Regions from separate parts of the Homo sapiens genome. Here region 2 is linked to region 1. The links are chromatin loops, found by intact Hi-C in ENCODE. Cell type or tissue: heart right ventricle. All regions are shown on one strand.

Region 1 (4,000 bases):
TCCAACCCTAATTCTAATCTTCCTGTTAAAAGTCTTCCTTCCTTCCCTCCCTCCCTCCCTCCTTCTCTCTCTCTCTCTTTCTCTTTTCTTTCTCTCATGGAAACGGACTCACTCTGTTGCCCAGGCTGGAGTGCAGTGGTGTGATCAAGGCTCACTGCACCTTCGAGCTCCTGGGCTCAAGCCATCCTCCCACCGCAGCCTCCTGAGTAGCTGGGACCCACAGGCATGCACCTGTGGGTCATACCTGGCTAATTTTTGTATTTTTTGTAGAGATGGGGTTCCATTATGTTGCCCAGGGTGGTCTCGAACTCCTGGGCTCAAGCAATCTGCCCATGTCGGCCTCCCAAAGTGCTGGGATTACAGGCGTGAGCCACCATGCCCAGCCTCAGCCTTCCTTTTCTTTCTTAGTGCAATGTGCAGAGTATGATGAAATGCATTTCTGATTCTAGATTGTCCAGTGCCTTCAGATTGGAACAGGTAGAAGGTGAGTGAAACTGGATTGAATATAAGCCCAATCCCGGGAATCACTTTGAAAAACAGGGGTGTGTATTTTAGTTTAAGTCCCCAGGAGCCTATTTTGTGGCCATTTTCGAAAATCAAGATCCTTAGTGTGACCCTATCTAACTGGCCTTCCATAGACGCCTCCCTTGCCGGCTTCTGGACCACACAGACATTGTCCTTGCACGCATGCCCAAGCTCCTTCTGGCCTCCAGGCTCAGAGCACCCACACGCTGTTCCCTTTGCCTGAAATTCTTTTCCTCCACTCCTCACCAGGCTAACTCTGGCTCAGTCCTCAGGTCCCTCTTAAAGGTCACCTCCTCAGGGAGGCCTGCCCTGCCTGCCCCTCCCCCAGCTCCTTTTTATTTCCTACGTGCTCATGGCTCATGAGTTTTCCTTTCAGGGCATTTATGGATATTTGTGGCTGCGTGTTTGTTTGCCTGTTTATTTCTTTAACGTCTGTCTCCCCAGCCAGACGGTGACCTCTTTCAGGACAGGAATGTTTTGTTCACAGTTGTAGCCTGGGTATCTAGCACAGTGCCTGGCACACAGCAGACTTACAGAAAACTGTTGAATGAATGAATGAATGAGTGAATGAATGAAGGAGTGCATTTCCCACTTCTTCCTAAAAGTGAAACAGATTTCAGCTCATTGAAACTCCTGGCTAGGGGGTATTTGTTGGTCTCAGGCCCTGCTCTGGGCCCTGGGGAAGCCAGGTAAGAGGGACGCGGTCCCTCGGTGCAGCCATCTGTTTCTGCCTCCATTGAACTCTCTCAGGCTTACTTAGAAACAGAGGTTTTTGAGAATCCATTTTCTCATTTCAGATTCTCCTCCACGTGGAGTGGGAAGTCGGCAGGTATCATCTCCACTGCTTCACAAGATGCTTTTTCCCAGAGAGGCAAAAACGCCCGTGAGGGTGACCCGGCTGGGAGGCAAACCCTGTCCTGCCCCCAGCTCTTGGCACTGTAACTTTCTTTCTGCCCCTGCACCCAGAAATGCTCATCTGTGTCTACCTCCGGGAACTCAGCAGCCTGGATGCTGCATGAGACCCTGAGGGACTGCAGTACCATCTTCCCAGTTTGTCGACAGGCACGTTGAGGCAGGTACTGGGATCAGGCTTGGGCAAATGAGCCTCTGAGAGGGTGGATCCTTCACTTACGAATGAGGTCCTTCTTTCCATAGGAGCAGGAAAAAGGCCGTTTGTCGTAAGGGTCACTGCTGTTACTGGTCACCTCTGGGTGCGAGTCCTGGGCTAATCGCATATCTTGCGGGACCCTGACAACTCCCCCATTTATCAGATGAGGCAAAGCAAGGCTCAGTCACTTGCACAACGCATATCGCTAGTAAGCGTTGCTGGTGGGATCACACTCAGCACTTCATAGGCAAAGAAAATCCCAGGAGTGCCGAGGAAACGCTGTCAAGATGTCAAAAATACGCGGTAAGACGTCAGCCCGGTGAGCATCCTCCGCACTGCGGACCGCCCGGGGTCGGGGTCACCCGGGCCCCGCCCCGAGCTTGCTGTCGTATCGGCCCCGCCCCACCCACGCCCTCCCGGCCCCTCCTGCTCCGGGCGCGCTCGGCTCCGCCCCCACGGGCAACACGGCCTCCCATTGGCCGCGGTTTCCATGGTTACGCGGGCCGGCGGAGCTGCGGGCTCCCAGACACGTGTCCCCGGGAGCCGCCCAGAATTTGACAGGGGACCATGTGCGCGGCAGCGCGGGAGCGAGACAAAGGACCGGGGGAGGCGGGGAACGAAGCCGGGCGGAGGGGTCCGCGTGGCCCGGGCGGGGATGGGCCCCGCGCTTCTCCTGCGAGCAGGGCACCCCCTCTTCCTTTTTATTTTGAAGGAAAGGGAAAAAAGGAATTGCTACGGAAAGAGAGGTGGGAGAGGAACCCAGTCAATTTCACCTGCTCCCCTTCCTCCAGGAAGAATCGGGTACGCGGGCATCTGAGAACCCGCAGGGTTTCTGCTTATGCCTCCCGGCCCTGAGTTTCTAACCCCACATTGACCTCAGACCTTGAGGTTTAAATTCTGTTTCTCTGTCTTGTTCTAGAACCGAAAGCTTAATAAGTGTGGTTGTTTTGATATTCGAATCATGAGACCCAAGGCATCGTAGGGGACCTCGCCTGCATCCATTCGCCTATCCATCCTACAGCAGCGACTGCACCCCTGATTGTGATGACGAATGCACCCCCATCCTTGGGCTCCGTGCCCACTGCTGGGCTGGGCTGCTCCCTCAGGTGCGGCAGCCAGAGGAGGTGTGGACTCCCATCCCACGCGTTTATCCTCCTGCAGCCTCTCGAGCTTGGTGGCATAGCCGTCCTTCCAGTCCCCAAGCCAGATGTCCTTGATGCCCCTTCTCCCAGCCCCATCCCCATCGCCAGTTGTATCAGTTTTCTATTGCTACTGTAACAACTCACTACAAATTGAGTGGCTTAAAACAACACACATCTACTCTCTTACAGTTCTATAGGTCAGAAATCTGACATGGTCTCAGAGGGCTAAATTCAAGGTGTCTGCAGGACAGTGTTCCTGCTGGAGGCTCTTGAGGGAGAATCGGTTTCCTTGCCTTTTCCAAGTATAGAGGCCGCCCACATTGGCCCCCTTCCGTCTTCAAAGCCAGCAATAGCTCCGAGTCTTTCCTCCCTAGCATCGCTGTGACGCTGACTCTCCTGCCTCCCTCTTCCACATTTAAGAACCTTGTGATTACATTGGTCCTCCCAGATAATCCAGAATAATCTCCCCATCGCAAAATCAGCTGATTAGCAACCTCAATTCCACCTGCAACCTTAATTCTCCCCTGTCATGAAATATAAGAAGGAGATCCATATGTTCCGGGGATTGGGATGCAGACATTTTGGAGGCATTGTTCTGCCGACCACGCCATCCTGACAGTTTTACCTCTGGAATCTCTGCAGTCCACCTCCGCCTCGCCATTCCTGCACCACTCCCTTTCTGGTTACCCGCTATTTTCCCAAGATGCCTTCAGTAGCACCTATCCACTGTTGTCATCTCTCTAACCTCCCTCTGTCCACAGTCCCCTGGGCCCCCACTCCAAGACAAAGATGCAGATGTCGCTACTTCCATGGCACTGTCATCTGCAAGGGAGCATCCTAACTCTCCTTGGGCACACACAGGCCCTCAACCTGCCCTACCCCATTGGTTCCTCCGGATCCATGACCCCTCCCACCCTCCGCCTCACACCCCTGTGCTCCCTTAATAGTAAATCACTTCTGGTTCTCTTAAGATCCTGGGGCATTTGGTTCTTCCTGGCCTTGGCCTGTGTGGCTCCCATTCTCTGAACTGTCCTGCCCACCTTTATTCGCCTCCCCCAGGAAGCCTCCCTGACCCCCCAGACCCTTTCATTGCCCTCCCTTGGAACAGAAATGTGCTTTTCACTGACTGGATTGGCCCAAAGAGATCTGAACTTGAGGCTGCCTCCTCATGTCACTGAGAGCCCTCTGGGGTGGGCACTGTGCCTTGCTTGCCTCTTTGGTCATA
Region 2 (4,000 bases), 130 kb before region 1:
ATTTTTACTAGCTTTCCAGGAGATGGCTCATGCCAGTTGTCTACAACTGAGCTTAAGGAAATTTGGGTCCTAATTGCTCTGGCCCAATATTTTCACATAGAGCAGAGGGGAGGACTCAGGACCCAGTGAAGTGCTGTTCCCAAGAGACGCCCGGGCCTGCCTCTGGACTCTTAAGATGGTACATGATCTTTTTTTTTTTTTTTTCCTGTTGTTCAGGCTGGAGTGCAGTGGCATGATCTCAGCTCCCTGCAGCCTTGACCTCCTGGGCTCAAGCAATCGTCCTGCCTCAGCCTCCCAAGTTGCTGGGACTACAGCATGCGCCACCATGCTTGGCTAATTTTTGTGTTTTTAGTAGAGACGGGGTTTCATCATGTTGGCCAGGCTGATCTCGAAATCCTGGCCTCAGGTGATCCGCCCACCTTGGCCTCCTAAAGTGTTGGAATTACAGGTGTGAGCCACTGCTCCCAGCCTTAAGTTATATCTTAAAGCTGACAAATCATAGCTTTACAGCTTGATGGATTTTTACATGTTTTTACTCATGGACTCACCACTCATGCCAAGTTTTTTACCCATGGATTCACCACTCATGTCAAGCAATAGAACATTCTAGCTGGAGTGCTCCCCTTCCCAATTGATATCGCCCAGATTATTCTGATTTCTATTCCATAAATTGATTTTTTTCCATGTTTCTGAACTTCGTATAACTCTCTGGCTTCTTTTGCTCAATGTCATGTCTGAGATTCATCCATGTTTTCATGTCTAGCTATAGGTCTTTTTCTTTGCTGTGTAGTATTCTATTGTATGAATATACCACAATTTATTCATTTCACTGTTGATGGACATTTCCATTGCATTTCCACCTTTTGGCTACTCTAAACAGTGCTGTTGTGAACATTCTTCTGCACGTCTTTTGATGGCACATGACACCAGCTCTTGCTGACCTGAGAGTGTGAAGGAAGGTGGCCTGTGTGGGAATCATAGCACTGACCTTCCAGAGTCTCTGTGGGGCTCCAGTGAGTTACCACATGGGAGGGTTGAGGCTTTTTTCCAGATTCCTCCTGTTTTGCCCCTAGACTCCTGTGCCCTGGAAAAATCAGTTGATGATAAGTCGCCTGGGTAGTCTTCTGCTGTGGAAGAATAAATGCTGTCCCTCCCCTTCCTTCTGTGGCCTGTCAGAACAGGAACCAAGCTGGCCTGGCAAGGCAGTGTGGGCCCCCAGTCAGGTGCTGCCCCTGGGCACCTGCCCACTGGGATGCTGCTTAATATGCTGCCACCACTTTGTGTCTCTTGTGTTACCAGGAAGCAGAAAACTTGGTGGCCACAGTGGTCCCTACCCATCTGGCAGCTGCTGTGCCTGAGGTGGCTGTTTACCTAAAGGAGTCAGTGGGGAACTCCACGCGCATTGACTACGGCACAGGTATCTGCTGCTTGTGGGGCTCTGTACTTATCTAGCTTCACTGCTTTCTGTTTTGGGCTTCAGGTGGTCTCTGGGCCCTCTGAGCAAGTGAGAGCAATCAAGAATTCGCCAAGCACCTGCAACCTATTGGGGCCAGCTGGGGTTAGGGTGGCTTCACCGGCAGGGAGGGCGTAGGCATGCAGGGAGGCCCGGATGCTGCAGCTCTGCTGTGGTCCACCAGGGGGAGCTGATGCCCCGTGCATGGTGCTTGCGCAGCGCTGCTTTCTGTTCTTGTGAAAATGGTCTCTGAGCTCCTCATCATCACCAAAATAATTATTAATTGAGCACTTACTGTGTGTCAAGGCAGCAGCTTACTGAAGCTTTGAGAAATGGGAACGCTTCTTGGTGGCCTTTGCAGTGTCGTGGCACACCCTCTCCCTTGAACCCCTTGTCTCTTAGCCACATTCTCTGTGCTATTGGGCTGTTTGGATCTGTGGTCCATGTAAGCCAAGGGACCTGGACTTTGAGGAGAGGGAGTGTGTGGACACTTTAAAAGGGAAGTGTAGACAGGTGCAGTGGTGCGTGCCTGTAATCCTAGCACTTTTGGAGGCTGAGGGGGAGGATTGCCTGAGCTCAGGAGTTTAAGACCAGCCTAGGCAACGTAGCAAGACTCCATCTCTTTTTTAAAAATTTATTTTAAGTTATTTTTATTTATATATTTATTTTTTTGAGACAGGGTCTTGCTTTGTCACCCGGGCTGCAGTGCAGTGATGTGATCTTGGCCCACTGCAGCCTTGACCTCCCGGGCCCAAGTGATCCTCTCACCTCTGCATCTCCCCACTCCCCAGTACCTGGGACTACAGGTGTGCACCACCAGCCTGGCAATTTATTTATTTATTTGAGACAGAGTCTCACTCTGTTGCCCAGGCTGGAGTGCAGTGGCATGATCTTGGCTCACTGCAACCTCCACCTCCTGGGTTCAAGCGATTATTCTGCTGGGACTATAGGCACACACCACCATACCTGGCTAATTTTAGTGTTTTTGGTAGAGACAGGGTTTCACCATGTTGGCCAGGCTGGTCTCGAACTCCTGACCTCTGGTGAGGTCACTTCTCCACCCACCTTGGCCTCCCAAAGTGCTGGGACTGGGATTACAGGCGTGAGCCACTGCGCCCAGCTGATTGTTTTGTATTTTTTGTAGAGATGGGGTTTTGCCATGTTGCCTGGGCTGGTCTTGAACTCCTGAGCTCAAGCTGTTCTCCCACCTCAGCCTCCCAAAGTGCTCAGATTACAGGTGCAAGCCACCATGCTGAGACCCCATCTCTCAAAAATATAAAAGGGAGGTGTTCTCTAGGTCAGGGCATGGCCTGTGGAGCCACCATGCTGAGACCCCATCTCTCAAAAATATAGAAGGGAGGCATTCTCTGTGTCAGGGCACGGCCTGTCGAGCCACCATGCTGAGACCCCATCTCTCAAAAATAGAGAAGGGAGGCGTTCTCTAGGTCAGGGCCTGGCCTGTGCAGCTAAGGAGGACCTCTGCTTTGGTGAGGGCCCGCCTTCCTTCCCTGAGGCAGGCAGATGGGGCACCGCTCAGCCCTCCCCTTGTCTGGGGAATGTGATCCACAGGAGGGAGCCCCAGCCACAGAGGCAGGCCCTGGAGAAGGGCCCTCTTGGACCGGGTGGGGCTTTGACTAAGACCAGCAGGAAAAGATCAAAGAGGGAAGACTGGCCAGGTCAGCAGGGGTTGGTGCCCCAGCTGCATGTGAACCCCTGAACAATGGGAGCCTGGGCCCTGTCTGGTCATAATTGGAAACTGTGGCAGGGGAAGGAAACTGAGCTCACAAGCTTCCAGGCCCTGGAGGGGTCTTCGTCCTCCAGAGACAGGACAGAAGTATTCTCTGACACATTCTCTTCTCACCTCCCTCCAGATAGGTTTTGTGTGACATTGTGAACAATGGGATTCAATCACAGTCCAGTGAGTTGTTCCTACAGTGCAGACCATTCCTGTTTGATATGACTGGGAAAGGAAGGAGGATACTTTTTCACCCTGTAATCTGATCATGTGTTCCCTGCTTAGAAGCCTGCAGTGGCTCCCTATTGCTCTTAGGGTAAAGTCTGAGCTCTTTCCTATGGCCAAAAGGCCCATGTGACCTGTAGCCTCCTGTCATTACACGTTCTCCCTTGCTCTCACTGCCTTCGACATACTGGCCTCCTTAGTGTTCCTCAAACAGATCAAACTTTTTCTTGCCTCAAGGCCTGTGCACATGCTATTCCTTCTGGCTAGAATGCATTTCTTGCTTCCCTCACTCCCTTTGCCTTGCCAGCTCACATCTTTCAGATTTCAGATTAGATGTTACTTCCTTAGGGGAAACCTTGAACCCTTACGTCAGGGTCCTTCTGTGATATCCTCCAGTTAGTACCCTGTCTTTCTCCTTCAGAGCTGGAATCATAGTAGTGACTGTATATTTATAATGTCTGTTGTCCCTGATAGATCATAAACTTTCTGAGGGCAAGGACTTACTTGTCACTGTCTCCTAGTGCGTAACATGGACAGTGACTGCTTACATAGTAGGTGCTCAGTAAATATGGTGGAATTGCTGAGTG

Evidence for each region. Peaks named below come from ENCODE experiments on the same cell type or tissue, not always from the same donor. Only the 100,000 strongest peaks of a DNase experiment are listed, where the experiment ranks them.
Region 2: it touches region 1 in a loop (2.0-fold over the local background); 8 of 110 quality-filtered maps call a loop at or near these places.

Annotation. Positions count from the first base shown.
Region 1 is chr9:129,256,449-129,260,448 of GRCh38, forward strand. It overlaps IER5L-AS1 (IER5L antisense RNA 1), which reads left to right. Exons shown (of 7, transcript NR_187590.1): 3 at 450-484; 4 at 1,323-1,354; 5 at 1,881-1,936; 6 at 2,346-2,434; 7 at 2,553-4,000. Among named protein-coding and RNA genes, the nearest start is that of IER5L-AS1, 22 kb to the left of the region's middle. RefSeq lists a silencer at 1,976-2,025 and an enhancer at 2,159-2,697. In heart right ventricle, no CTCF peak of the experiment used is centred here; a DNase peak (open chromatin) is centred at 2,103; H3K4me3 peaks cover 1,267 bases; H3K27ac peaks cover 1,762 bases.
Region 2 is chr9:129,130,223-129,134,222 of GRCh38, forward strand. PTPA (protein phosphatase 2 phosphatase activator) reads left to right here. Exons shown (of 10, transcript NM_178000.3): 5 at 1,300-1,417. Among named protein-coding and RNA genes, the nearest start is that of PTPA, 21 kb to the left of the region's middle. RefSeq lists enhancers at 1,308-1,862, 2,956-3,456 and a silencer at 1,554-1,755. In heart right ventricle, CTCF peaks have their summits at 1,637 (motif pointing right) and 1,839; a DNase peak (open chromatin) is centred at 1,629; H3K27ac peaks cover 348 bases.